Regions from separate parts of the Mus musculus genome. Here all the other regions are linked to region 4. The links are chromatin loops, found by intact Hi-C in ENCODE. Cell type or tissue: heart. All regions are shown on one strand.

What was found. Hi-C counts contacts between places; a loop is a spot of excess contacts. Peaks named below come from ENCODE experiments on the same cell type or tissue, not always from the same donor. Only the 100,000 strongest peaks of a DNase experiment are listed, where the experiment ranks them.
Region 1: it touches region 4 in a loop (9-fold over the local background); 29 of 42 quality-filtered maps call a loop at or near these places.
Region 2: it touches region 4 in a loop (2.8-fold over the local background); 2 of 42 quality-filtered maps call a loop at or near these places.
Region 3: it touches region 4 in a loop (3-fold over the local background); 9 of 42 quality-filtered maps call a loop at or near these places.
Region 5: it touches region 4 in a loop (3-fold over the local background); 8 of 42 quality-filtered maps call a loop at or near these places.
Region 6: it touches region 4 in a loop (8-fold over the local background); 25 of 42 quality-filtered maps call a loop at or near these places.

What each region holds. Positions count from the first base shown.
Region 1 is chr12:16,507,493-16,512,492 of GRCm38, reverse strand. No RefSeq gene overlaps it. Among named protein-coding and RNA genes, the nearest start is that of Lpin1, 80 kb to the left of the region's middle. In heart, a CTCF peak has its summit at 4,851; a DNase peak (open chromatin) is centred at 2,972; H3K4me3 peaks cover 491 bases; H3K27ac peaks cover 1,474 bases.
Region 2 is chr12:16,149,475-16,154,474 of GRCm38, reverse strand. No RefSeq gene overlaps it. Among named protein-coding and RNA genes, the nearest start is that of Gm48606, 80 kb to the left of the region's middle. In heart, no CTCF peak of the experiment used is centred here; DNase peaks (open chromatin) are centred at 2,154, 2,844 and 3,224.
Region 3 is chr12:16,012,025-16,017,024 of GRCm38, reverse strand. It overlaps Gm36235 (a long non-coding RNA gene), which reads left to right and starts at 1,499. Exons shown (of 8, transcript XR_872507.1): 1 at 1,499-1,622. In heart, CTCF peaks have their summits at 366 and 2,562 (motif pointing right); a DNase peak (open chromatin) is centred at 304; H3K27ac peaks cover 1,401 bases.
Region 4 is chr12:15,533,788-15,538,787 of GRCm38, reverse strand. No RefSeq gene overlaps it. Among named protein-coding and RNA genes, the nearest start is that of Gm40287, 70 kb to the left of the region's middle. In heart, a CTCF peak has its summit at 2,808 (motif pointing left); a DNase peak (open chromatin) is centred at 2,787.
Region 5 is chr12:16,229,243-16,234,242 of GRCm38, reverse strand. It overlaps Gm36372 (a long non-coding RNA gene), which reads left to right and starts at 1,799. Exons shown (of 4, transcript XR_381302.4): 1 at 1,799-2,098. It overlaps Gm48606 (a long non-coding RNA gene), which reads right to left and starts at 1,987. Exons shown (of 2, transcript XR_003950290.1): 1 at 1,655-1,987. In heart, CTCF peaks have their summits at 470 and 2,905 (motif pointing right); no DNase peak of the experiment used is centred here.
Region 6 is chr12:16,530,501-16,535,500 of GRCm38, reverse strand. No RefSeq gene overlaps it. Among named protein-coding and RNA genes, the nearest start is that of Lpin1, 57 kb to the left of the region's middle. In heart, a CTCF peak has its summit at 2,009 (motif pointing right); DNase peaks (open chromatin) are centred at 2,090 and 2,820; H3K27ac peaks cover 824 bases.

The sequences.
Region 1 (5,000 bases), 970 kb before region 4:
TTTTTTTGACAATTTTGAACATCTACACATTAATCATGTCTATTCCCTAGGCTCTGTCTCATTTTTCCGGAGAAACCCTCAGCCACTTTCCAACATGCATGCCTCCCGCTATCTTCATATCTTCCCTTACCCTTTCTAGAACCCACTGAGTCCAGCTAGTGCTGCCTGCTGGAACACTGACTGCTCTTGTTGGCCTGATCTTGAACAGGTCTCGTACAGGTAACCGTAGATGAAGAGAGTTCATAGGTACAATAGCTACATCATGTCCAGAACACAGCATTTCACTGCACGCCGACTCTTCCATCAGTTCTTATATTCTTCCTATCGTCTCTTCTGTAGTGTTGCAGAACTTTGTCTTGGGTGGGGTATGGTGTGGATATAGGTGTCCCATTAATAGCGGAGTGACTTCATTAGTTCCAACTCTGCACTAACTGTGTCTACTATAGAAGAAGCGTCTCTGGACAAGGTCGAGGGCAACACTGACCCATCCATCTTAAGGGCACACACACAAATATTATGAGGAAGTTTGATGACACGTACATTCTGTAACACAGCAGTGGTGGGTTCCCCCTTAGGACCTGTGACCTTCCAAGCCATGGGGCTTTGGGCCAGGTTTATAGAGGCAGGCATGAATTCCTTCCTCTGTACCTGGCTCAGCTCTAATCAGAAAGTGGTTGGTTACCCCCATAACTTTCATGCCACTATTGTGCCAGTGGGTATGGCTTGCCTGGCAGGTTGGTCTTGCAGCCTTCAGGGTTCACTTCTGAGTGGTAGATCAATGGCTTTTCCCTCTCAGTTTGTATGTCATTGTTTTGTTTGCTCATTTGTTTGTTTTTGTCTGTTTTCAAGTTACCTGTGGCCAGATGATTTTATTCATTTTTGTTTCTGCTGGAACTCCCTTGCCTAGGACAGAAGACCTGATACCCAGCAGCCACACACACCCTGATCCTTTTTTTTTACTGGATCAGAAATTGAAGAATACAGGTGCAAACACCTCTACCATAGCTGGGATTTTGCTCTGTAGAAGGGAGTTCCTGTATGTGTCTGGGTTGTGTTTTCTATTGGAAATCATGCATCGGGAGTCTCCTGTTTCTCTGTATCCACAGGATGAAGTGTCTTTGGGCTCATAACATGAGGTATTTCTGAGACAGCCAGGATAGAGCTGGCCCAGAGAGCAGGACAAGCAATTGCTAGGCTGAAACTTGGTCTAACAGGTGGCACAATAGGGTCTTGCCTTTATGCCTTTTCGGAGGTCTATTAAAATAAGTAGCACACTTACTGTCAACCTTAACTGCCTGGGGAACTGCCTTTTGGTCCAGATACGGGCAGTTCTGTCCCCTGTTCCCTGTGATGTGCCTAGGATAAGACAGGCAGTGTCTTGTGGTCTGCAGGGCACACAGTATGAGTGATTAGTGAGCAAATAACATATACACATGCAGCCTTCTTCTCTGCTATGTCCGTTTGAATACATGAAGGAACCCACAAATCCTAAAGCAGAGTTAATGTCATTCATCGGCATGACTACAAGTTGGAAAGAAGTCATTTAGAGTGCAAGAAGAGGGTCAGCCTATCTTCTTGGCCTCCTGCCCTCATGAAGCAGTGCAGGGGGCAGGCTCATTGCACTACAAGGCTGGAGAGAGCCCTGATGCTCACTGGCAAGCAGCATGTTCTTGGGCCACTGGTTTTCCCTCTTGGAGCTTCTCTCTTTCTCTGTCAGAAAAGGATGCAAATGTTTGCCCAGGAGCAGCTAAAGCCACAGGTGTGTTGTTGCTGACGCTTGGCAATGTTTGGTGTCTTCTTCCCTTCCTGGAGGGGCCATTGCAATGGAAGTCTTGGAGTCTTAGGACAGAGGTGAAAATCTCAGGTCAGTAGTTATTTCCATTGTAGTTTGACAACCTGAAATTACTCAGGAAGAGGGATTAATGAGAAAACTTATTGAGATCAATTACTGGGGTACTTGGACTGTGGTCATATCTTTGGGAATTGTCTTGATTGCTAATTGAGGTGGGCAGGTGTCTTAGACACTGTCCTATTGCTGTGAAAAGACACCATGACCAAGGCAGTGGCCGTGGTTTTGGCTGTGTGCAGAAGGACCAACATGATGGAAGGCACTGGGTGAAGGGAGGCGGGTGGGGAGGAGATTGGCTGGAGGGGTTGGTACAGCCAAACAGAGGCAAGGTAGGCTCAAATATCACAGGACTTTTGAGACAATGAGGGTCTTGCTCCCAGCCAGGAGACAATGAAGCAGCTGGAATAAAGTATTACACTCTCAATGCTCCTTCACAGCTTTAGTGGTGGTCTGTTACCTGTCACCTCAGACTGGTTCAAGGGTCTTTGAAGTGTGAAACCAGCTTAGCCAGCTTGATTTGTTCTTTCTCCTTTCTTTAACTTGTCTAGGATAGCCGAGTGCAGGGCAGGGGTCAGAAAGGAGTGAAATCAGCCCTGAACTTTGAAATGTTTGTCATGCTGTAGATGAAAAAGGCACAGGGGTGGCTATGCCCCGGGCATCCTGAGAGCCGCCTGCTGCTGCAGCTACTGTTCACATCTCTGCATTCACTTTTGCCTCTTTTGCTGGATTCTTACAGCTGTATGACAAAAGAACCAGTTACTCAAGCCACATTCAACCACTCACAAGGCAAGCGATGTTGCAGGAAGACTTTCAGCTACTGAATTTAGGATAAGGAGTGGTACTCTTAGCGGCAATCAGTGTGCACATTCTTGCTCTTGGCAGACTAACTATGGCCTTTGAACCCTGGATTCTCATTGTAGAATAATTGCTATGTGTCGGGAGACCACGCTCAGGGGAGGCAGAGCTGGCTCCCTACAGTGAGAAAGGCTCTGTTTCCCTTTGCATACATACCCACTTCTAAGAAACAGCCTTCTTCAAAAGGTATGAGTGGTTCTTTTGATTACCAGTAGATGGCGCCCAACACCCCCGTGGGAACTAAGGTCGTGGCTTCCTGTGTCTCTCCACTCCCCCGCCCCCGCGGCCTCGCCCCCATTCAGCCCCATCTTCTCCTTCTTGGGAGGGGCCTGTCCTTTCAGGTCCCAGGCAGAAAGTCACATAAAACAATTTGTGTCAGTCAGCAGATTCCTTGAAGATCGAACTGAATGATGAATGCAGGGTTGGAGGGCTCTTTTGACCTCTTTTTCTCTCTCTTTGTTTCCTGTGAATGCCTCATGGGCTGCCTACTGGCTTTGCACAGAGGACTCCTGGACTCCTTTGTGACTTTAGACCTTTCCCAAATGTTTCCCGACTGCTTCTCCTCCAGGTTCTTTCTAGCCAAGGAAAGACATTCAGAGAACACACCCTCAGCCATGCATACTCTCTACAAGCGCTCTCTCCCCCAGCTCCAAGCCCGAAGAACTCCTGGCCTTTCGGACAGAAACCTACTTTTTGTCTGTGGCCTCTACTGAGGATCTGTCTGCTCTGATTTTCAAGTAAAGAAAGCTTTGCCCAGCAGGGAAATGGGTCTTGACTTCAGACCCGATTTTCCCAAGGGCCAAGCAAGTCTCTTGGAAAGGCCAGTATCACCATGCCTTTTCTCTTTCTGACCACAGATGGACTGTCATAATATTTTTAACTTTGCTGGCTCTTTACTTCCCACTTTTGTTTTGCAGGTATCCTGTGCTGGTCCCAATGGGACACTCTGACCTATTGACTCAGTATTCAGTATCAGGACTGTAGTTGGTATTTAAAAAATAGGGCAGATGTTCCAAAAATGTGTTAGCCATGGCATAAGAAAGTATCTTTAAGACTTAGAGACAGATTAGCCAGTAAAGTGCTTGTCTTATAAGCACAAGGAACTATATTTTACCCCCAGAACTCATGGGAAAAGAAGCAGGGCTTGGTGGCTCTTGCTTCTAATACCAGCATTGGGGTGGCAGAAAAAGGTTCTGTCTCACTGGGGTTCATTGTCTAACTAGTCTAACCTACTTGGCAAGTTCCAGTGAACTACCCTGTCTCAAAACAAAACAAAACAAAACAAAACAAAACACAACAAAACCCCCAAACAACTAAACAACCAAAAAATCCCCAAAACAAACAAGGGGAGAGAGTATCTGAGAAATGATACCCGAGGTTGCACATGTAAATGCACATGCACACGCAATGCACACATGTGTGCCTGTGTACAAATAAACACACATCACAGCCATACATAAGAAAGTGACATTTCCTTCCACCCATCCCCCATCCTCTATGCCAGACAATAGGACTTCTCTTAGTATATACACAGAAACATGCAAAAATGGACTTTGTCCTCCAGGAGCCTCTGGCCAAAGGTGGAGTAGGGGGGTAAGAAAACAGACACAGAAATTCCCAGGTGAGACACACTGTAGATCTATGAAGCCTGGAGCTAAAAGGTGACATAAGAGTGGCCTGCTCCTTGTCATTCAGCAACCATATTGGGCTTTCCTGATCCCTAAAGTGTTAAGTCTCACGGTTCTGGAAGTCTTGGTTTCTAGAGGGCACTTGTAACCATCAGGTAATGTGAGTCCATCAACCCCGAGGGTTGCAGCTCCTTCCAGGTTGTACTGGGTTCCTTGTGAAGAGCCATTCCAGGAGTGGCTGTCCTGGGAGGAGTTATGGGCCCTGCTCCTCAGGAAGAAAGACAAGCTATACTGCTTCATGATGCTTCCCAATGGAGAGTGGGGTAGAAAGAGGTTTGTCATTGAGGTGGCCCTCTGGGCATCCCTGACACTCAGTTTTAAGTAAATGGGTAAGTTCCACAGCGGTAGCTAATAAGGATGCAACGAGCCCTGCTTGTCAGGTGCAGGGTCTTGGTCTCCCAAGTGCTTCAGCCTGGGAAGAACAGGGCCAGCTCTCCTGACTGCTGCAGGTAGTGAGGGGCCGTCATGGAGTGTCACCCTTGCACACACACCACCTCGTGGCAGACAGATGAGTGGCAGGGCCAGCTTTTCCACGCTCCCCCCCCCCCTCAGGCTGGCTCACCTGCGCCCCCACTGCTAGGGTCAGCTCTTCTGTGCTGTCCAGGTGG
Region 2 (5,000 bases), 620 kb before region 4:
ATAAGGAGAGTGAGGTGGGTAAAAGTTAATGAGAGTCTTATGGAAGCGGTCAGAAAACCACAGGCATGGGCTGACTAAGATATGGGGGGAACCCAGTGAGGCTTCATAGGGCAATAGTAACAGCTGAGTCACAAGGACACAGATACATCCCAGGTAGGATGTTAGACTTCAATAGCACCTCCTTATACATGGGGAAAACATCTCAAGAGCCTTAGTGGGCACCTGGGAACATAGGCTGTTCACACTCTATGTGGGCTGTTTGTCCTATGGTTCTTGCAGTGGTAGCATATATTCCCATAGCTCATCTGCCACACCATTCCAGAAAATCCATTCTATTCCACTCCACTTCACTTCACTCCACTCCATTCCACTCTTGTTTTATGTGGTGCTATTAGGTGCTTTATGCTTACCACAGACAATACCTGAATACAAGTAGGGTGAGATTTCAATGGTTGGCCTGATAGCCAAGATAGATACTGGGTGACTAGTGGGCAAGTAGCATCTACTGCACCATGAGTACACTCACGAGTACATGAGAGTTAGGGATGATTCTCTTCCAGAGAGATGGAGTAGGGTAATATAAGAGTTCATCATGGCACACCAACAATACACACTGCTTAAAATCCAAAAATTTCATGTATGAAATTTCAAATTGAATACAGACAAGCCATAGCTGTTAATGCACAGCAGGCCAAAATAGACAAATATCTGTGTGTTTGAGGACAGTGTATTCTCCATAGTGATTTTCAGACCAACCAAGTGTTACATAGTGAGACTTAATCAAAGAAAGGCAGTGATTGGGATGGGGGTGGGGTGGGTAGGTTATGTGGTTCAGCCAGTAAGGGTATCTGTCACCAGTGTGCATGATCTGAGCTCAGTCCTTGGAACCCACATGGTAGAAAGAGAAGACTAACTCCACGAGTTGTTCTCTGTCACATACACACATGTGCTCTCTATCTTTCTGTCTCTGTCTCTCTCTGTTCACCTCTCTCTCCTTCTCCCCGAACATAGAGTAAGCCAATAAATAAGAAGATGACAGTGAAAATGCTGTGTAGGCCTGTAACATGGTATGCCGGGTGAGGCTTGTCCCAGGAACTTGAGTTAGGGATTCATGTGCTATACTATGTAGGTTGTCTAGAAAAGAAACGGAGATTTACTTCTGCACCTCTGTGAAGGTAGGTCCTCACCTTCAACCTGACCAGATGCAGAATCTCCCAGGTCAAATACCTCTGTGCATGTCTGTGAAGATGTTTCCATAGGATTTAACCAAGGGGAAAACCCACTCAGACACAGGAGGCACAATTCCATTGTAACTGGATTGTTTAGGATAAACACCGGGGAATTGGCAGCTCTAACAAGTGAGGCTCAGCTGCTCTTTGCCTGTACCCCAAGTAAAGAGACAAACAATAGCAAAATGAATAAACATATTTAATCAGTGTGGCCACATTAGGAAGAGGGACAAATGAAGAGGCCCAGAGATCTCCAGAACCTCTTTGAGATACTGACAGAAGTTTCAGGTTTAAATGTTTAGAGGGCCGGGTGAATGCATAAGGAAACAATACTGGTCCAGGTGTGGTCCTTCCTGCTACTGACCTATCACTGTCTCTGCTCCCAGTCTCTCCTGAAAGGTCTAATAAGTTGTCAGAACTGTGTAATATCTCTCCCTGGGAGGCATGTTCCTCTTCTGTCTGACACCAGGGCTCCAGCCTCTCTACTCCCTCAGAATAGAATTTTCAGAGAAATTCTAATTCTTGGGAGTGGCTTATTTTAATAGTCCACTAACCAAACAAAGTGGAACAAGGACTTTTCTCTTTGGAAATACCTCCTTCTCTGACAAGACACTCTGAGATGGTGTCCTGGACTGACTAAAAAGGAAAACAAAACAGAAAGGACAAAGCTGGGATTTCTTGCCAGTATCCATCTCTCCAGCTGTGGTTGTAATGCGAGCAGTTGCCTCACACTTGCGATGCCTTGGCTTTTCTGTCACGATAGTATGTACTCTCGTGGCTATGTCACGTGTGTCAAATTAAGTTCTTTAAATTGCTTTTGCATGGCATTTTGTCACTTCAGTGAGAAAAAGTAGTAGTATAGCTTCTATGTCCGGGCGGGGCAGGGCTGGGCCTGAAGTATGCCAAGAAGGTGGGGCAGGCTGCTGGAGTGGATTCAGGATGCTGAGTAAGGGAAGGCTGCAGGACCATGAGGGCCATCAGGGGGACGCAAGTGGGCCGGTTGCTTCTGAAATGTAGCCGCAGCATCCGTGGCAAGCTCCCTGCCACAGTTGTGGCTGCTAGCTGTGGGCTCCTGAGTCCGATTCATTTATCTTCTCTCTGGCTGTCTCCACTGGCTTTGCAAACCGATCTTCTAGAGTGGCATGAATCAATACCTCTCTGACTTCAGACGAGTTATAAGCTTTGGAGTTCTTCCACAGTGAACTTTCACATCTAGCCCAGAACACTCTGACACTCTGTCTTATACCACTTGGTGAGACCTTTGGTGGAAATTCAAGGTCTGGGCTTTTGACAAATTTCTTTTTTCCTTAGTCTGTTCATCGTTGGCACCTGATGGGGGCTATGATATTAGTACGGGAGGTTCCACCCTGCTTGATCATACAAACGCTAGAACATCAGTGTAAATCTCAATTCTCCCAGATCCCACCTTGACAGCCTACGTACATGAGAAAAAAGTACTTTCAAATTACCCCTGAATATACACCATCATAAAGATCCCATACATTCAAATTGCTTTTAAACAACAAACCCATAGCCTGTGAGCAGTGAAGCTATAAAAGTGTGTGAATCATCCTTCCAGAAGTCTCGCCTCCAGGCACGCCTGACACCCTTCCTTGCCGGAAACTCAACCTTCACAAAGACTGGAGGCTGCTGACAGCCTTCTGGGGAATAGATTATCTGATTCCACAGGCAGTTAAGAATAACATACAAATGTCATTTAGACGGACAATTTCTATGTGGATCAAAAGACACACTCAAGTTACTGGCTATGCTAGCCAAACCCTTTACTTCAATAATATCACAGCAAACCCACAAAACCTTTCTGGACTGAATGAGTACCAGTGTGGTGTGTGGGAGCTCTTCAGACATTCCTTCCAGGTTAGTAGATTATTTGCAATTCAGCTCTTTTACTGATGAGCATGTTATGCAACGAGCAGCAGCAGCCCAGGGGGAAAGCTAAAAGCCTGGGCTGCTTAAATTTTTCCACTGGATACTCACAGCCAGCTGGAGAGAGTGAATGAATATGCCTGGCTCTCCTGCCCTACTCCACCAAATGCCAGGGTGTGAGAGGGAGGGACACAGTGGCTAAGTTCACGGGCTCTGGTGGGAGATGCTGTGACGTTGGAGTTCTGTTGCTTTGGGGAGTCTACAGCCTGGGGGGCTTCCATTGCCTCTGTCGGTTTGAATTCTTGTTATCTCCCTGGATGATTTTTGTCTTTTTTTATGGGATGGCTAAAGATTCAGAATTAATACATGCTAGCTCAGTGCTGTTTCTGAACCAATGGGTCTATAGGCATGAGCTATTTTTTTAAAATCAAATTGTAAGTTTCATGTTTATTTTAATGCAGGCAGTGGTGCATTTTACTTTATATGTCTTTAACACAAAAGAATAGGGTTGTTTTTTTCCCAAAATTTCTAATAAAACTGACCCTTCCAGGTAAGGGGTTATGCTTTTGTTTGGCTTTGCCTAAGCTCTGGTACCCTGATGGAAAGCTTTGCCATGCTGAGGAGGAACAACTACGTTTGCCAGGAGATCCTCCCAAAGAACATGTGCTATTCCTTGTCTGGGCAATGGAGTGAAACCCAGTCCCCGCAGTTGGATCACTGTGGCAGGGAGGGATTGCCTAATTCCTTCCTCATTGCTTCTGATCTAGGGAATATTCACAGTAGTCACCCCCCAAGTCCATTGGAAAATATTCAGAGTAATCACCTCCCCCCCCCCAGCTCCATCTCATGTTTCCCTTTCTGCATCTTCAGCTACAAGTAGCCAACCACAGCTTGGTGAGAAGTAAATGATTCCAGAAATAAGTAATTTAACCAACCATAAATAGCCTGTATTGCAGTATATAGTTATAATTTTTAAAATTTTACCATTAATTATTGTGATTAATTTCTTACTTTACCTAATTTGTAAGCCAAATGTCACCACGGTACATATATGTAGGAAAAACCACATATATGTAGGGTTTACTACCATGGTTTCAGGCATGTCCTGTGGGTGGGTCATGTAATGTACCCCTTGGATAACAGCAGACAGCTGTCTTCATGGACTTGTTCATAGCCTTGCTGCGTCTAAAGATCATCACCGCAGACCCAACTTCAAGCCCTGTGGCCATCACTATAAAGAACAATGGCAAGTGTCTGGCCCTGGCAATGAAGAACTGTGGCAGGGATTGGTGGTCAAAAGCTTGTTGCTATCTAGGAAGTCTGGTCTCGGGGCCAGGAGCAAAACTCTAAGCTGTTGGGGCATATAACACTTCTCTACCTATGCCATGAAAGGAAAAGCAGCGAGCTAAAGGACCCCATTGTTTCACAGGCCTTCTTATTTCAACTCCTCACACACACTAGTACCCCAGTGATTAAGAACATTTATTATCCTCTTCTTTTGAGAACATAAAATAGACATTGTTTTTATGAGAGTTGTTTGTCTCTAAAATTAGACTTTCAGCCTGATGTAGTGGTAGAAACTGAGGCAGGGAGATAAAGAATCTGCTGATATAGAACTGTCTTAGTCAGGGTTTTACTGCTGTGAGCAGACACCGTGACCAAGGCAAGTCTTATAAAAACAACATTTCACTGGGGCTGGCTTACAGGTTCAGAGGTTCAGTCCATTATCATCAAGGTGGGAGCATGGCAGCATCCAGGCTGTCATGGCACAGGCAGAGCTGAGAGTTCTACGCCTTCATCCAAAGGCTGCTAGTGGAAGACTGACTTCCAGGAAACTAGGGTGAGAATCTTAAGCCCACACCCACAGTGACACACCCATTCCAA
Region 3 (5,000 bases), 480 kb before region 4:
AAGATTTACTCAGCCAGACCATTATCTTCAGTCTGACTCTGAGTTGCTATAAGGATTCAGTCATCATATCTAGAGGGGCCTGTGCAGAGTGGTGGTAGGAGCCATGGGAGAACAAGGTGTTCTAAGACTTGGTGAAAAGTCATGTTAATATCATCTTGTTCCAGTTGTCAGTACAACAAACCAAAACTGCGACACTTACAAGGGCTTCTATCTGTTCTCTAGACAGTTAGACAAAACACAGAAAACAGCAGAGGTAAAAATATCCCAACTATCAGTGGAACAAAGCTTAAGCTACCCAGAACCATTTGTGACAGCTGGCAATGTACCTTCTGAGTCTGCTCTGCTCCAGTGCAGAGTGAAAGGTTGACCAGTAGGACCTCCTGGACCAACAGTCTATATAGAAAAGGAAGCAAGGTGATTATGAGGGAAAGGCTGACCTGTCCCAGAGCTTCTTGTAGAACACACAATGCTTTACATTTACACAAATGCTTTCAGTCACCTGAATCACAAGTGGTTTTTTAAAATTCATCTGGAATATAGCCTTTTATGAAAAACTCATTTACATGTGTGGGTTTCTAGGAAGAAAGATCAGATTTTTCACTGTGCTAAAATAATGTAAAATTAAAACTATCCACTCAGCACTGTAATCAATGTACAATATATTCATGTAATATATATCCAAATAATTGAAATGCTTTTGTTGAGGTGTAGAAGATACAGAAATAAATGAAACCTTCATCTGGAGAAACAGTTTCTCCAAAAAAAGAAATGCAAGGGAGTGGCAAATCTGAAAAGTGGATAGACAGGCAATATTCTGGCTATGAGTTGATTCCTACTAACAGTGGGACTTCAGTTAGTATAACCTCCTCATTTCTTTTGCTACAATAATGCTATGGAGATTTCATGGAGGGATGGGTAGTATTTAAAATAAAATAATACAAACTCACATTGCTGAGTCCTTAATAGGCAATCCTAAATCATAGCTAATTATTTTTTATTGTTATTATTACTGATATACTGGGGTTGCCAGAGGGACAGAGACTTTCTGACTTGAGCTTTTTTGGCGACAGTATTTAGAAAAAAAAAATACCAGTGTCTGTCTGGCTGGAGGCCTGTGTCCTGAGTGTTCTGGCAATGCTGTTCTTGGCTGTCCAGGGCTGCAGTCTGTCTTTACCTTGAACTGCACTAAGATTAGAGTTTCTTGTAAATGGTGACTTAATTATTCATCAGAGTCTTTTTACAAGGTTGGGCTGCTTCCCCTATGGGTAGGGAGTGGCTGGAGCTGCAGTTTAGGGCAGGAGCTAGAGTATTCCATTGTTCCTGTTCAGAGTTCAATCCCTTATCTCTGAAGGAGAGTGCAGACTGGCTCCTAAATTTCTGGTGACTCTACTCCTGTACACACGCACGCACGCACGCACGCACGCACGCACGCACGCACGCACGCACGCACGCACGCACGCACGCACGCACGCACGCACGCACGCACGCACGCACGCACGCACGCACACACACACACACACACACACACACACACATACACACGTACGCAGACACAAGTGAGAGTGCGCTCCTAACTCCTAGAACCCTTATGCTGACACCTGTGTATGCTGGAAACAGATCAGGTAAAGTTGAATGACATTGGTGGAGAGACATCAGAAAATGAGGCTCTGATGATTAAGGGGAACAGATGCAGCCAGCAAAACAGTGGAAGAGCAACAGGTAAAGGTTCTAGTTGGAAAGAAATGCAAGGGGATTGATTGCAAATCTGAAAAGTGTGTAGGTTATAACAAATGCAGGTTGGCTTGCTGTAGGATCAGGGTAGGTGTGTTTCCTGTGAGGCTCTGTTTTAGAGGGTCTTGCGAGGTTATAAATTTCTTCTTTACTCTCTCATTCAGAGCTACCTTCTTTGTGGGATACCAAGAAAAGGTTGTGGGTGGAGCAGGATGGAAGTGGGGGTTGGGTGGAGGGGATAACTTCAGCTGCTATAGATCTCAAATGATCAGGACCAACTCTCCTTCCCTGGCACGTAATGACAGGTTTCCCTTCTGTTTGTCAGGAATCATGGGTGTTTCAACCTACCTCATTTTTAAGATCTACTGTTGGTTCTGGCTCCTAAGAAGCTACCCTATAAAGAAGAAAGTAGGGGGGATGGGGAGAGGGAAGGAAGGCCCCAGGAGTGAGGGCAGGAAACACATCCTGGCTTGAAATGTAAAAGACACAAGTTCTGTTTGCAACTCTAGAACTGACAGAGATCTTTTTTGTTGCTGCTTTAATAGGGGTCCCAAGTAGGCCAGGCTGGCCTCAGACTCTTACTACATAGTGTGAATATTCTGCCCCCAACAACCAAGTGCTGGTATTAGTATCCCAACTACACCAGGTATTAAATATTTTGAACAAATTTAAACTTTACTATGATTTGTCTTTCTGTTTTTAAATAATGTGAGGAGTGTCTGCCTGCCTTCCTTTCTTATTATATCTTATTTATTTACTTATTTATTTATTTATTTATTTATTTATATGTAAATGGGTGTGCAAGCTTGTTGTCTAACCCCTTAGGAGGCCAGAAGGGGGAGTCAGCGTCCCTGAAATAGGAGTTACAGGCACTCTGAGCTTGTGTGCAACTCCTGGGAATTGAACCCATGTCCTCTGAGAAAGCAGCCAGTGTTTTTAAGCACAGAACTTTCTGCTCCAGCCCCTGCTTTGGAATTTGATTTTTGTCTTTACATTTGATCTTAACCCAAAGGGCTAGAAGAAGTGCTTTCTTGTCTGCTAGTGGCTTTGGGGATAAAATGAGGTAACACACTGCGATAAAACAGATAGGTGAAGGTCCGTCTGAGTCAGTTCCTGATTATGTAGTCAATAATGGCTCTCACAATCGCATCATGCCCTAGGTGTTTGCGCTGAAGTGTTGGTTGGAGCAGTCTGTGTCTCAGTATCCATTACACTGACCTCTACTGACCTTTGGCAGAGCTCCTGGGACACCCTCTGTTTGGTCTGTGCTCCCCTGCCTTGCTCAGCCCTCAACATCCCTCTTGCCTGACTGTAGCTATCTGTGTAACTTTCTGTCCTTCCACCGACTTGCTCTAATGAGAAGTCCTCTTCCTCCTGTGCTTTTCCCAGTGCTTCCCTCATGCTGAAGTCTTCCCTGAGGTCTTCAGTACAGTCAGGGCTAAATCCATGTTCCCAATCTTCTACTACCCCTATCCTTCAACCTCAATGACACTTTAGTCCTTCTCTTGTTCCTCTCTACAGCAATCCTGGCTGGCCTGAAATCATGTAGTCTTTGGGGTCAGTGCAGGCACATTCTCAGCTCCCTGTTCCCATTAATCAGCCAGGAAAACCTCCCTAAGAATGATTGTGGAGATCTCTTTCTCTCAGAAACTTGTTTTTCTCCTGCAGAGAATCCCCATGTGGTGCTGCTGTATCTGTTGTGTTTTATATGGTTAGAAGAGCTTGGCATGGTGGGCGGGGCTCCTTGGTGGGCCCATGCTGAGGCATCCCTTCCCCCGAGGTACCAGCCATACAAGGGGCATAGTGTAGAATACAGTTTACTTAAGACATGGAAAAGGGGGTTGAGAAGGGGGGGGGAGGAGGAGGAGGCCAGCCAGAAGTGATTGGAGAAAGAGGGAAAGTGGAAAAGGGAGAGAGGGAGAAAGGGGTCAGGGAGAGAAGAGAGTCAGAGAGAGAGAGAGAGAGAGAGAGAGAGAGAGAGAGAGAGAGAGAGAAGAGAAGAGAAGAGAAGAGAAGAGAAGAGAAGAGAAGAGAAGAGAAGAGAAGAGAAGAGAAGAGAAGAGAAGAGAAGAGAAGAGAAGAGAAGAGAAGAGAAGAGAAGAGAAGAGAAGAGAAGAGAAGAGAAGAGAAGAGAAGAGAAGAGAAGAGAAGAGAAGAGAAGAGAAGAGAAGAGAAGAGAAGAGAAGAGAAGAGAAGAGAAGAGAAGAGAAGAGAAGAGAAGAGAAGAGAAGAGAAGAGAAGAGAAGAGAAGAGAAGAGAAGAGAAGAGAAGAGAAGAGAAGAGAAGAGAAGAGAAGAGAAGAGAAGAGAAGAGAAGAGAAGAGAAGAGAAGAGAAGAGAAGAGAAGAGAAGAGAAGAGAAGAGAAGAGAAGAGAAGAGAAGAGAAGAGAAGAGAAGAGAAGAGAAGAGAAGAGAAGAGAAGAGAAGAGAAGAGAAGAGAAGAGAAGAGAAGAGCGAGGAGGGGCCAAACAGCCCCTTTTATAGCAAGCCAGGCCTCCCTGGCTTTTGCCATGTAACTGTTGAGCATAACTTAGAAGGAATGCTAACAGAGTCCAAGACCCCAGAGCCTCTGAAAAACGTGGTTTAGCCCCACCTCCATGTTTGTCCAGATTTCCTGCTTGGTGGGATTCCCAGCCTCACTTTGCGTGGAAACATGAATGAATAAATGAATGAAGGAACGAATGAATGAATGCAGCGATGTAGGAGTCTACATCCCCTCTGCAATCTGCAGAGATGATGTTTTCCCGGGGAGGAGCACTGACCAGCATGAGTCAGCACCTTGGTAACCTATTGATTTCCCCAGCCGGCTCCCCACCTATTGATTGCCATGGGCTTTGCTGGAGGAGTTCTTTCGGTCAGTTTCTATCCCTGCCACTTTAGCTGCCTGTGCTTTACTGTTATTACACTCTGCGATTTGAGGTGGCACTGGGCCCACCTTACTCACTCAGGCCAGTATCTGGTAGGGTGCTGGAGCCAGACTGCTGATCACCCTCAAACCAAGTGCTCGCCTTCCTAAATGTCACAAGGGAGCCAGCATATCACACTGTGCCTTGGAGGGTGGGGATCCCCTCTCCTTCTCCATCCTACACCATCAAACAAGTGTTTAGACAGGCTGGGCCTCCTTTATACAAACAGGGCCTGCTCACAGCAGGTGAGTCGCTGTATTTGTCACCACCCCCTGCAGTTCTGTTCTTTCCCCCCCTTTTTTTAAAATGCAGTCACCGCAATAAATTAAACTTTCATGGCTCCATTTCCTTCTTTCCTATTGCG
Region 4 (5,000 bases):
TGCCAGGCTTAAAATAATGAATGAACCCAGAAAAGACACAGAGACATCAAACAAATTGCAATAGGTAGTTTGATGGATATGAAGGGGGCAGAAAACCTTGTTACTCATTTTAACTGTGGTCTCACACAATACATATGCATGGTAATAATGACAATAAAAATATCTGATTTGTGGAGCGTACTGAGGGATTAGGAAGATGCAGTGTGGGACGGAGATAACCAACTCGAAACTCATCTGCACATCCAATTCTCAACACGAGTGAATTTACCCTCACTGGCCTAGCAAGCATCATTTTCTTTCCTTATGTATAGCTTGCAAAACCCATCGCTTAAAAACTGGCAGAAAAATGAAACAACATCACATGTGGCAGGTTCAGAGAGAAGCCAGTAGGAGAGGGTCATGAATTAGAGTAGAAAATTGTGAGCTGAATGGGCTAGGGTGTTTAGGAGTCTCATTCAGGTCATAATTAATTATAGGTGTGTGAGCCTTTTCATTCGTTTTGATTAACTGAGCTTAGGTGATCAATTCTAGTTGGCAGCTCTCACAGAAGATGGAATTTCCAGTCTGAGATGGAAATCACTCAAATATTAATCAATCCTTAGCAGTTTTCACATGACATTCTCCCTTCTACCAAGTCCCGCGATTCAACCAGGCATCTGCACATCACATTTCTCTGTGGCATCTGGAAAACTATGAACGGCTGGAGCAATGGCTTAGCAGTTGCTAGCACTGACAGCTCTTCCTAGAGGACCCTAGTGGGTTCAGTTCCCAGCATCAGCATGGCAGCTCACAGCTGTTTGTTGCTCCAGTTCCAGGGGACTTGATACCCTCACACAGACATACATGAAGGCAAACTAGAAATACGATTAAAAAAAAAACAAAGAAAAGAAACACAATGAATTAGTTGATGAGATTTAGTATATAGTGCCAACATATAAAATTTTTCTTTCTTGGCTATGTAATGAATGAGTGGATGAATGAATCCATCATAAATGTATAGTGATGGTTTGAGCGAGAAAGGTCCTCCACAGGTTCATGTGTGTGAGCACTCATTTTTCCAGCTGGTGGTACTGTTTGGGAAGGCTATGGACCCCTTATAAGGTAGAGCATTGCTGGAGTAATGTATGTGTGTGTGTGTGTGTGTGTGTGTGTGTGTGTGTGTGTGTGTGTTTGCTATGATGTTTTGAATTTTGTATTATTCTGATTCCTGTGAGTATAATGAACAAAACTAAAATTAGGTAACTCATATTTTTTAAAAAGAGTGTTTGGGGTCATAATCATATACGTGCAAAGTTGAAGTCCCATATCCGGTGATGGCCTACTTACCATATGGGGTTTGACAAAAAGCCTGGAGCTGATGCTCTGTGTCCTCTGGTCAGTCTCCCTCTCTCTTCTTATAAGGACAGCACAGTGCATTAATGAAGACTCTACTTTGGTGACAGAGCAAAATGGACCCCCACCCCCACCCCTGGTAATCATGCTAGGCCCGAGTGTCCATAATACTTCACAGTGGTGAAACAATTTCAGCTCAGGGAATCAGCGGGGAACACACTACACTCATGTCCAACCAGTGAGCAGTTAATGCTCTTGTCTGGACTGCCTTTCCTGCACACGCCCTTTATATCTGTGGGTTCCTTCCTCCCCAGTCTGGTCCCTCTCCCCTGCTTCATTCCATCTGTGTCAGTTCTCACTTTTCTGACTTGTTCCTTCCACTGGCATATGCGTGCAGAGATGTGAGAAGGGAAGAATGTGGGGGGTTGTGGACCCCTTGTCTGCCACAGAGCACTTCACACAGCCTTGCCTGAGTAAGACTTCACAGTCTCTGTGCTTTAGCACGTCATTAAAAAATAATTCAGTGCTGAGAGAGTGTTTTCTTGACACATTTGACGCACGGCAACCCACAGCTTAGAGGGACACGGAAGCTTCCCAAGTCAGTATTAGTTCCACGCCCCTTTTTTAGTTTAATCCTTTTTTAAAAAATTGTGCACATGAGTGCTGTATTTGCATCATTTGCATTCCTCCTTCCCCTCTAACTCCTCTCATATCCTCAAATTCATGACCTATTCTTCTTTACTTATAATCAGTAACACACACACATCCAACTGACATTTTAAAAAAATTCATTTTGGATTTAAAATTTAGAATGAATGGCCCTTTAAACAGAAAATCTTGGCTTTTTTGATCAAATAATTAGCCTTTGATTAGACTAGGAGACCAAAGACAACTTATTCTTAAAAGCATCATACCTCCCTGGAGAGCCTGTGAAGGCATTTTACTTCTCTGAGCTTCAGAGGACATAGTGGGGACTGCACACTCAAGCTACTTTGGAGAAACCCACGGAACGAAGGTTCTAGAACCGCAGGGCTTTGCCATTAGCGCCATTGCTGCTACTAACTGCTCGGACTATCATTACCAGGCAAACTTTTCTCTCCAAACTCAGTATCTCTCTGTTTTATGCTGTGGGGAGGAGATGGATAATGATAAGTAGAGGAATTCTCAATCCCCTTCCAGCAGAGAAATGCTAGATTTCAAATCAAGAAAACAGAGCCAAGTCATATTCAATAACCCATTTATATGATGATTATGATTATTATTTTGGCTTGAGAAACAGAAATTTGTTTCATCCTGTGGGACTCAGCTTTCAATCGAGCAGGTGTGGTGATAGATAAGTCCAGACCTCCGTCAAGGTGAGCTTAAGTGAACAGAATCTAGATCCTATACAAACCGCAAACCAATGTGCTTGCAGGCAAACACACCTCTTTCTGAGAGGCAGCCTCTGGATTGCCTTGTAGTGTGGCTCTGGCGCCCCCTCGTGATCTCTTTCGCAATTTTCCTGCAACTTCAAGAACATTGGTCATTGGTTCTTTTTTTTTTTTTTAATATTTTTATTAGGTATTTTCCTCATTTACATTTCCAATGCAACATCCTTAATCATCAGGGAAATGCAAATCAAAACAACCCTGAGATTCCACCTCACACCAGTCAGAATGGCTAAGATGAAAAATTCAGGTGACAGCAGATGCTGGCGAGGACGTTGAGAAAGAGGAACACTCCTCCGTTGTTGGTGGGAGTGCAGGCTTGTACAACCACTCTGGAAATCAGTCTGGCGGTTCCTCAGAATATTGGACATAGTACTACCGGAGGATCCCGTAATACCTCTCCTGGGCATATATATATCCAGAAGAACATTGGTTCTTGGAGGAATAAAATGCTTTTTAGGTAAAGTCTTGCCTGATGATTGCATGGAATCTGAGAGGTTCACGGATGGGATTAAAGATGTATCCAAGGAAAAGATGAAGAAAGTGACTGTTCTTTTGTTGCAGTAGGCAGAAAGGCAGGGATTACAAGAGACATTTACATTCAAAAGTAACATTCACAATACAGCCAACTATAAACTGAGATGTTTCCTGATTGGTTGATACAGTATATTCACTTAAGTATCGTTTGTTATTTTAATTCACACTAGTAGAAGCTGACTGCTGCTTTAGGAAGTATCTTGTGTTAGTGACTTTGTGTAGATGGGAAAGAGAACCTTGGCTTTTCCCTCTGTGTGTACCTGTAGTGGGGAGTGAAGAAGGGCAGGGGTGGAAGCAGGTAGGTGGTAACGCCATGTGGGGGGCATGGCAGACAGTGGATGGTAGAGAAGAGCAGATTAACTGGGCCAAGAAACATTAGGCATAGTGGAAAAATCAGAAGAGAATGAAGAAGTGACAGTTTTGGTGATCAAAGATGAAGAGATTTCCGTTGGGGTTGAAGGAATTAGGGCACAAACTGTGTGAACCTGTAGACGTCCCACATGAGTCTGGCAGAGGGTGTTTGTGTTAGAACTGTCACAACAGCCTTAAGTGTGACAAAAGGGTAGGACCTAATACCAGCTGAAGTGGGCTGAGACCTTGGACATTTTGTGAGGTAGAGTCCGTGCAGTTCTTTAGAACAGAAACTATGTTTGCGGGGCTGGAAGATGGCTCAGCAGTGAAGAGCTGTTGCTGTGTTAAGCTTGCTTTGCAAGCTTCAGGATGAAAGAGCCAGGTATGCAGTAGTGGCCTGCTGCTCCAGCTCCGTGAACACAAAGGAAGACCAATGGGACTCGCTGGCTGCCAGCCTAGTGGGCAAACACAAGCTTCATGTTTAACAAGAGACTCTGCCTCAAAGAAACAAAGAGAACAGAGACAGAAGACCACACCTACTGCCTTCTGCTAACCTCGGCAGCATGTGTTGGCATGTATGTGCATGCGCAAACGCACACACTCACACAGAATTACAGTTTTTGCAAGCAAGAAAACTACTTTTGCACGAATCTGAGCCCCTTGAATTTAACTCTAAACCTCTGGAATCTTCAATGGGGAAGCATGTTTGTCACACCATGCTGACATCATCAGCATCTGACTACTCCCTCTGCTCTAAGTTCCCGATGGGAGATAGCTCAGTACTGTTGCAGTGGGAACTTGCTGTCTTTGTCCACAATAAGCCAGAGGGACTGAACTCTGATATTTCTCAAAGTTGTGCACTTAGGTTGAATAATGCTTGTGAGCTTGTTTCAGAGTTTAATCAATGTAATGAGTCAGATAAAAGAAACCTGTTGTCAGTTAAGGGGTGAGGTGCAGGGTGCAGTACAGGCGATTTAGATGCTTCCACAGCACAAAGAGCTTGCCAGTTGGTAGAATAGAACCCTTGAGAATTAACAACACTGGTTACCTTCAGAATTTCTAAAAGACCAACTCTGATAGGTAGAAAATCATTTGTCATTTTAGAATTTGTTGGCAATTTTAAAAAGTCATAATTTTAAAATAGTCTGTGAAACAAGTTAAAATTTAGAAATATTAAATTCATTTAGTATTTCATCTATGTAAGTTGTCATCATGTCCCTGAATATTTTTTAACAAAATAAACTTTCTTTCTCTCTCTCTCTCCCTTCCTTCCTTCCTTCCTCTCTCTCTCTCCCTCTCTCTCTCTCTCTCTCTCTCCCTTCCTTCCTTCCTTTCTCTCTCTCTCTCTCTCTC
Region 5 (5,000 bases), 700 kb before region 4:
TGGAACAACAATATGAACTAACCAGTACCCCCTGGAGCTCGTGTCTCTAGCTGCATATGTATCAGAAGATGGCCTAGTTGGCCATCAGTGGAAAGAGAGGCCCATTGGTCTTACAAACTTTATATGCCTCAGTACCGGGGAACACCAGGGTCAAGAAGTGGGAGTGGGTAGGGGTGGGGGAGGGAGGGTATGGAGGACTTTTGGGATAGCATTGGAAATGTAAATGAAGAAAATACCTAATTTTAAAAAATGAAAAAAAAAAAAAAGAATGTATAGATACATGGTTTGTCCCGCATCTGATGTGGATTCGTGGAGCTGAACTTGGGTCCCCTGCAATAGTAATACATGCTGGTAATCACAGAGCTGCCTCTTCAGACCCACAGGGAAGACTTTCCAAGGGGAAGTCTGAACTTGCTTTTTCCTGCAATTTGGGTCTGGAATGCCTTTTGAAGGCCATGTGTTAAATGTTTGATTGCCAGCCTGGGGCGCTATTGGGCAGTGGTAGAACCCCTAAGGCTTGAGACTTAATGGAAGTCATGAAGAATAAAGGGATGTCAGACCCAAGCCCCTTCCCCTTCCTCCTTTTTCTTTGATTCTCAGAAGCCTTGGAGTGGGAGCAGCTTTGAATCATCCTGTGCCCCCTGCTGTGGTGCTTGTCCCTTTCATAGATCCCCCCTCAATGGACCCAAACAGCCATAAACTCAAACGATGAGTCAATATAACTATTTTCCTCTTGATCAGTTATTGACTCTAGGTATTTGTGTCAGCAGTAGAAAGTTGACTAATCACAGAACATGGTGGACAACGATCAGAAGGAGACCTAGAGGTGCTTGAAGGTCAGAATGTTGCAAGGTGTGTGTGTGTGTGTGTGTGTGTGTGTGTGTGTGTGTGTGTGTGTGTGTGTGTTGTCATGGGAATGTGTTTCAGAGAGAACAATAGTGCACATGGAGGCCCTTTAATTAGGGATTACCTAGCTTCACTGTCTCAAGAATAGAAAGGAGACCCATGTACTTGAAGTTTTGGAGCAGCCAAGCAGTAAGTGCCTTCAGGGGAAACTGGAATACCCAAAGGCCAGCAGTGCTCATTCTTGTCGCTGGTGCTGGGGCAGGTGTTCTGATCACCAGGACGGTGTCTTTTCCACCAAGGTGAAACAGTAAAGCACATGCCACCTCCCCTTGGAAAACTCAGTCATGATGGCCTTCAACAACACGTTGTTAGGTAGCTGGTTATTGAGTAACAGACCTGAGGGATGCGGGAGTAGACGTTTCCTACGGAATCAACAATGTGGAGACCAGTGACTAGAACCATGGGACCTTAATTACTGAGTCATATTTCTGGCCCCCGGAGGGGACGGGACATCCTGAGCTGCCTGGAAGACCAGCAGCAGATGTTTATCTAACCTGGCTCCAGGAACCCCAAACCTCACAAGATTACTGGTGGTAATCTTTTCTGGTGGTTTTCTGATAAAGAAAAAACAAACAAACAAACAACCCCCCAAAAAACAAAAACAAACACAAATAACCACACACACACACATGGTTGCTCCCACCTGTATGAGCTAATCAAATCAGGACTGTCAATCACCTAGACACAAAAATGCTCCCTCAGGAAAAACTGCCTGCTCTAGAGTTGTTTAAAATGGTATAAATCCTACCTTAAATGGAGGAGACAGCTGTCTCTTTAGCCACTGTCCATGAGTGCATTTCACTGTTCTCTACACAGTCTGTCTCTTATGCTGTGTTCTGTGTGTCTCATCTGAATTCTCCATGCAGATGACAAGAATTCAGGAGCTAAGAGGAGTCCAGAGAGATCCTGGTGACAACACAGAAGATGAGATTTCCTAAAACCTGTGACAAAGAGTAAAAAAGGCTCCTTAGAAACACAAGTAATTCACAAGTGGAAGAAGCCAGCCAGCTCTTAGGCATGTACAGTGGGATCTAGGTCAACTAAGGTTTGTTCCTGCAGAAAGCAAGCCTCTGCACTCTGAGCTCATGTGACTTCTCATTGAGACATCTGATCTCGGAGCTTCCTGGCCAAAGGCACAGCACGCATGGCTGAACTCTATTAATTCTAGCTGGAAAACCCTGCAAGGATACAGGTTTGATTTTCTCCTGATCCACTATTGAAGTTTTGTTCAGTGTTTGAATGTACTCATCTGACATAGTTTTCCTTCCTTCCTTCTTTCCTTCCTTCCTTCCTTCCTTCCTTCCTTCCTTCCTTCCTTCCTTCCTTCCTTCCTTCCTTCTTCCTTCCTTCTCTCTCTCTCACTTTCTGTCTTTCTTCTTTTTTTTGTGGTGGTGGGGTATTAATCTAGGACCAGTGTCTCCTAGGTGACAATAGGAATGTCTCAAAGGAGAAGTGGCTAACGTAACTATTAATCACCCTAAAATGAAGCTAATTAGGGAATAATAAGTTAGAGTGGGAGAGGATGATGCTAGGGCCGAGAAAGGTGAGTTTTTTCCTATTTGATTCTGAAAGCTGGATGCTGAGACCTTCCATGGGAGGAAGAGCAGAGTGCTTTCTATTGTATAGAAGCAAGCTAGGATTTCAGAGATCAGGGAAAGCAGGCCAGGCTCCCAGAAAGCCTTCTTATTTCTGAAAGACAGGTGAGTCCAAGTCTGTAAACGCTGTAAGCTGTCGAGACCTTAAAAGCCCAGAACTTAATCTCTCTGATGTTTCTTTGTTCTTGTATCCACTTAGGATGCTGGTCCTGTGTGGAAGGTGCCTGGTGGCTGAAGGTACAGCCCCATAGGAAAATCACAAAGTCCTCATGTTAGAACCTACATAAAATAGAAAGGTACAGGGACCATGGGGGCTCTTGCTTCATAGTGAGCTTTCACCATTGCCCTAGGTTGGAGAGCACTAGCTAAAGCATGGGGGTGAAGACAAAAAGGGTATAGAAGTTTCCAGAAGAGGGTGCTGAAAGGACAGGGTGTTAAGCTCCCAGAGGGGCTTTGGAGCACCAAACAGGCTGTCATTGCAGATGGCTCAGTCTGAGGTGGATCAGAAGATGAGCTTGAGATGTAAATAGGCCATGTCTCAGAGAGTCTCGAATGCTACGTGGAGAAGTTTGCATATGGAACAATGAACTAATTTTAAACAGAGGAAAGACATAGTCAGATTTGGGTTTCCACAGATTGCCCTAGTTTCGTAGAAAGACTAGAGCAAAGGCACATTTTGTGGCAACCTTAAAGAAAGCATGTTCTAGGTCAACCATAGTAAACTGAAGAAGAAAAGGTGGCCATTTGTTATGTAGGGTGTGGAGACACAGAAATGCGGTAAAATTGGTAACATGGAGAAGGAGGTTCCACATGCTTGTCCGTGCCATCAAAAAAGTGGGTATCGTGTTGCTAAAAAGGGAGAACACATACTTTTGGTTAAATTGCAAAATGTCCTGTTTAGTATAAGTTTATGTCTGTGTTATTCAAACATTCCCCAAGCCATGCTTACAATATGTGGAACAGATTTCATTTCCTATTTTAAGGCAGAGCATGTAGAAATTGAAGCAGACCTTCAGAAGGTGAACAGGGATGTACGGAAAGGGAGAATTTGTATTTCTAGGTAATCTTTGAAAGGAGGTCAGACTGTGCTAAATGGTTCAAGAGGTAAGACTCACATTTAACTGGAACATCAATCTGAGTCATTATGTTCAGAGGTTAACATCATGAAGTCACTGAAAACAACTATTTTGAAGTATATAGAGTATTTCTGGGGAAGGATGCTGTTCAGCTTGATTCTCGAGGGAAGGTGGATGAGGGGTGACTGGTGTCATACCACTCACTGTTTTTGTTTAGTTAAAAAGAGGAGGAGCCTGTTCCTGACTTCTTGAGGCTACCAGGAGAGTATAGCTTTGAGACTGTACCCTGGACTGTCTTCAACCCGCCCCCTACCCCTGGATTCCATGAATGCTTCAAGAAGTACTTCACCTTGAGATGATGGGAGCTTATGACTTCAGATTTCTCTCAGCCCAGAAATGCTGCCATCCCTTCTGCTGTGAGCACCCTTGAGATTTGCTAAAAACTGAAATGGAAGTAGCTCTGTGTGAAGAACATCTCTAATGGGATTTGTTGTCATACAGAAAAATCTCACAATATTTGAGATGGTCTCTTGCCTTTTTGGATTTTGAATTTGACGCCTGTGACATCAGTGATGTAAAGAAAACAGTATGACATTATGTTTAGATTTTACTGATGTATAACTTATAATTAGCTGAGATAAAGTAGATGTACAAGTTGTTTGTGATGCCTTCTGGAAATCATGAAGGTTTGGTACAGCTGCAGAACACAACTGCCAAAGATATCAGCAACCCACTCTCAAGCAAGCTTCAATTTATTAAAAACAAATCTTTAAATATAGTATAAGAATATTCAACAGCCATCTCTTTGTGGCCATCAAGAATGTGCCTACTTCCTGTATGTTTCTATAATGTTTTTTCTATCTGTGTTCCTTCCCTCATAATTGTAGCGAATACAGTTGTTATTGCATGGCTCTGGAGAGGCTCATAGGTCTTTCTTGATAAAAGATCCCAAACTCAGGGGTACTACATATCCTATTGACCCTTTCAAAATTACTACCTTGTGCTTTACCTTGTGTAAATTAGTATTTAAACATCATATTCTGAATATAAAAATAATTTACCCCCACCCCAAATGTGGATGATCAATAATGAACATCATCAGTATTTAGTCATTGGATCAATAGAGGCCAAAATATGACAGCTAGCTCAAGGAAGTGCCTCAAACTCAGATGCTGTGGGGGATGTGAATCTTGGGGTGGGGGTGGAGGTGGGAGTCAGACTGAAAAGCAAGGTGTGAGCTTGTGGCTCTGCTGGGGAAGACATACCTTCTGCAAAACAGTTTTTCAGCAACAAACAAAAAGGAGTGAAGAGGCTGGGACACAGCACTGTGGTGGAACACTTGCCTAAGGTGCAGAGCCAAGCATTGAGAAGGAAGAATGGAAAACTCCTAGGGGTGGGTGGTCCACCTTCTCAGTTCAGATGG
Region 6 (5,000 bases), 1.0 Mb before region 4:
CTTATGGCTATGAACTCTTCACTATGGGAGTAAAGACCTTTGCTGTTATTTGAGTTCATACAGGTATCATACCAACCCCGTTTACTCCTGAGAGATATGAATGCGTCCTTTCCACTAAAGAGATTGCATGTGGTCCTTGCACAACCCACATTGGATCATCAAGTTGAGAGACCTGTTTGAGATACCATGGCTCCTCTCTGGCCTGGAAGGAGTGTTGAGGAGCCAGGAGGCAGAGAAGAAGGTTCAGTACATAGTGTTTCACAGGTCCTGTTTGCCATGTTTGAGGTGTCTTCACCTCATAGACCCTGTCCCCCTCTTTTGGATATTTGTCCTTAGTTTTTCATTTTGAAGGAGTCCATCAAAGCCCTTGACTAGTTTGAGCTGAGGTTGGTCATATCCTATTAACACTGTACTAGCAATGGCCGGAGGCTTCCTGCGGATTGCTGTGTTGGCCTTGGTGATTATGGAGGGCATGGAAGAGTATCATCCTTAAATGCTAATGGCACTTCTGGGTAAAAACTGAAGAGTCCAAATTCTAACAGGTCCCCGGGTGTCTGTAGATTCAACATGTTACAGACAGAAGAAACCCTCGGACAGCTCCACAGATCTATGCTACCTGACTGCAGTGTCTGAGGCTCTCTTATCTGAAATAAAAACCAGGATAAACTTGTCTATAGGCCACTCATTCATCTGTGTTCTCTTTATCCTTTGACACCAGACCTCCATGGTGGTACCCAAGGCTCTCCTGTGTCCCCGCAGTTCATACCCCCATGCAGACAGAATGAGTTTTTGGATGCCTAGACTTTCCCAGAGACGAGCTTTGTTCACCTGGGAATTTGAAGGGCTTGGTCTGGTTTCAAAGAGTAACACATTCCCATTTTGCATCAGAAGCCAAAAACTATTTGGGTGTGTGTGGGGGGGACTGGTCTTAACCATCAGCTCTGAGACAGCTTTCGTGACCCCTGTGCGGTCGGTCCTGGAATGGAATTGTCATAGAGGAAAGTTAAAGAGGCCCAGTTTTGAAACAGGTTCTGGGACTTAACTCTCTTCAGGAGGCCTTTGGTCCCAACATCAGAGCTGAGACTCCATTCGACCATCTTTGTCTATCTGTGTTTTCTATCATGGTTCTGGAGTGTGAACAGCACTGTGCCCATTCCCTTGAAATACGAGAGGTGACGGGTCTCCGGGGTTTTCCCCTTTTTTAAAAAAAATTTATTTTTATTAGATGTTTTCTTTATTTACATTTCAAATGCTATCCCGAAAGTTCCCTATACCCTCCCCGCCCTGCTCCCCTACCTACCCACTCCCAAGGAGCTGAAGGGGTCTGCAACTCTATAGGTGGAACAACAATATGAACTAACCAGTACCCCAGAGCTCGTGTCTCTAGCTGCATATGTAGCAGAAGATGGTCTAGTCGGCCGTCACTGGGAAGAGAGGCCCCAGGGTCTTGCAAACTTTATATGCCCCAGTACAGGGGAACACCAGGGGTTTTCCCTTTTCAAGTCAGCTTGTAAAATGATTCCATTTCTGATTTGTGAGTTGCAAGGATTATAGGTGACCACCACATCTGAATTTTTTGTGGGTTCTGGGGATTTCAATGCTGGGCCCCTCACTTGTTTGGCAAGTGCTTTATCCACTGAGCTATCTTCGCAGCATCAGTGTCTCCGACAGACTCATGAGGATAGCCTGAAACACTATAGTCAAGGATGACTTTGAATTAGATCATTACTGCCACCCCACCCCCACCCCCAGTGCTGGGATTGCACGCATGTGCCACAATGAGTGTCTTTTATTTGGTACTGGGAATTGAACCAGGGCTTCATGCATGCTAGGCAAGTCCATGCTCTACACCCCAGGATAGACTTTACATTTGTAACCTCTCTTTTTATCCTGTAGCACCAAAGAGGATAATTGCTATCACTTGTGGTACAGCCAGGCTTGGTCCCCAAAGGGAAGCAGAGTCTGACCAGAGAAGCTGATCCTGGAAGTCAGTGAAAGCCGGTGGCCACAGGGGGGCACAGTTGGTTCTTGTTTGACCGAATAGCCTTTCAAAACAGCCTCTGCTTTGACAAAGGCCTTTCCCTGTGGTCCCAGGCTTGGAGACCAGCCAGGTTGTGGGTTGGATTTGTGTGGAGGCAGGGGAGTTTCTTCAGGGGACTGTTTCAGTGCGGATGTCCCTTGGATGAGCTCAATCCGAGGCCCAAATCTTTAAGTGAGCTTTGGAGGCCAGTCTGTTGAGATTTAAAATCTGTTCTTTGTGGCCCTGGAGGTTCTGGGAGTTTGTCCTGGGAGTTTGTTAAAAATAAAATTGTTTAGGACCTTATCCTAGACCTACCGACCCTAGCAGTGGGTGTGGGCCTCCGAGAATAGTTTAATAAGTCCTATGGGGTTCGGATGCACTCACATGTTGTGGACCATTGCAGCCCAGGCCCGGGCTCACGTCTGTCATCTGGCCAGCTCAGGAATGCTGTAATGCTATCAGCCTAGGACTCACATCAGCTCCACCCCACTTGCTCAAACCGGGAGAAGCTGCTACAAAGACCACCTCACCTCTTTGTATTAAAGGATCTTGGAGACCGAGCCACAGGTGCTTGCTTAAGTCACAAGGTGTCCTTCTGACCCTGTGGAAGCATCCAGTCAGATCTGCCTTCCTGGGGAATCTCAGATGGGAGCCACAGGCCTGGGAGACAGCAGGTCTGGCAGCCTGGGCAGAGTGAGAACGCAGGGAACAGGGTAGAGGTGGATGTGCCCAGATTTCTAATGGTCTCGTCCTCCCCGAAATGTTTGGGAGCCTCGAGGAGCCTGTCCCGATGCCAGCTATCTGTTCATTGGTGCAGGAAGTCCATTCAGCCTGCATTACTTTTAATGCATTTTGCAAGCAAGTGGCCTCTTCCTGTGACTCACTCCGCCTTTTGTGCACCGGAGGTTGTGGTTGGAAGTTTCACTTCGGAAAGTAACCACCAGTGCCTCCGATTTCTCCCGAGGCTGGAACCCCAACAAGTCACATGCATTTTGTAACAAAGAAGTGTAAATGGAGGTGCAGCCAGTCACGTTTCTGCTCTGTAAAAACATCCTTTTCTGAGATGGTCTGCAGAGCCAAGCTGAGAAGAAATGGGTTATATTTTCATTTCAGGACTTTGTGCTTTCTTTCCAGAATGTTCTTTGTCATCTTGATCCATTTTTCAGGATTATCTAAAAACAAAAAACAAACAAAAAAACAACAAAAAAAACCCCCCAAATCAAACCAACCCCCCAGCATTAGCTGATTGGGTGATCCATCCCTTAGCTGACTGAAAGTGACTCAGATCTGGACTGAAGTTTGGGTTCTGTCTACCAGGCAGCATGGAAATAATGATGGTAATAGGATTGGTTGAATAACAACGTGTATTTCATCAGGCTCTTCCCCAGTGGCCAATTCACGGGCTCTCTATACATTTATTTCTTCGGATAAGCCAGCAAAGGCTAAGCGGGCAAATTCTACAGGGCAGTTTTCTCAAGTTTAAAGACTCATCTTCAAAATGTTGTGGAGCTGAACCAAGTTATCACCACCCCTGTTAGTTGTAAAGCGATTTATGTGTATGAGTATTTTGACTGCTTGTATGTAAGTACCATGAGTGTGCCTGGTGCCTGTGGATGCCAGGAGAGGGGACTGGATGCCCCTGGAACTGGAGTCACGTGTGATTTTGAGTGATCCAATGTGACTGCTGGGAATCAAGCTTAGGTCCTCTGAAGCGTGTATGTGTACACACACACACACACACACACACACACACACACACACACACACACACATATATATATGTATATGCAGCCCAAAATGTTACTGTTATTTTGAGCTGTAACATGCTATGTGACTGAGGACAGCCTTGACTTTTGGATCTTCCTGCTTGCCACCACCTCCATTACAGGCATACAGCAGTGCTGGAAATTGAACTAAGGGCCTCACTCATGGTAGCCAACTACTCTAGCCAGCCAACGTGTTTTTCTGCTTTAATTCTTTTTGTGCACAACCCTAGTCTCTTCAGCATTAGTAAAGCCCAAATGCACTTAGAACTAAGTGCAGCTAAAGCCGTAGTCAGAGTTCCAGTTAGCATTAGTACTTACTACATTCTGGAAAGCTGATGTGGGCTTGAGAAACGGTACATTTGGATTTAGAAGAGATGCCTTTGATGTTTCACTTCTCACCTTGATTCTTTCAACTTCTGTGCAGGGAGGACAGTCATCGTCATTAAACACTGACCTTTTAAGAGTGAGGATGAGCAGTTATTCCATGTTTATGTGAGTGTCTTGCTGTTGGTGAAGTTATGATTTATTTTCTGTCTGGTGCTGGGGAAGGAACCCAGGGCCTTGTGCATATGAGACGAGTGCCTCAAATCCTGACCTTCCTGTTGAACTAGCTTCTATCTGAGGTTGACATGGGACTTTTAAATATCTCCTTTGACCGCCCAAGATGGGTAATTCCTCCTCTCTCTGATACCTTGAAGATGAGAGAGGGGCTTCCTGCTTACTCTAAAGTTAACCTGAATGGTCGACTTGACACAGCCCAGAGTCATCTGAGAGGAGAGCTCCAGCTGAGAAATTGCCCAGAACAGATTGGCTTGTGAGCATGACTGTGGGGGATTGTCCTGATTATTCACCGATGCAGAAGGACCCAGTTCTTTGTGGGTAGCTCTATCCCTGGGCCTGGGTTGTAGACCAAGTTGGCCTTGAACTCCCAGAGATCTGCCTGTTTCTGCCTCCTGAGTGTTGGGATTAAAGGTGTGTACCACCATGCCTGGATGAGGCCCTTTCTTTCATTAAATAAACAAACAAACAAGCAAGCAAGCAAGCAAGCAAACAAACAAACAAACAAACAAACCAAAGGAAATCTAGCTGAGTATGAGTCCAAGTGAGCCAGAGAGCTAGCCAGGAAGCATCGATCCTGGTGTCTGCTTCAAGTTCTTGCTAGACATTCCTTCCTGACTTCCCTCAATGATGGACTGCGACCTGTGACCTTGAAG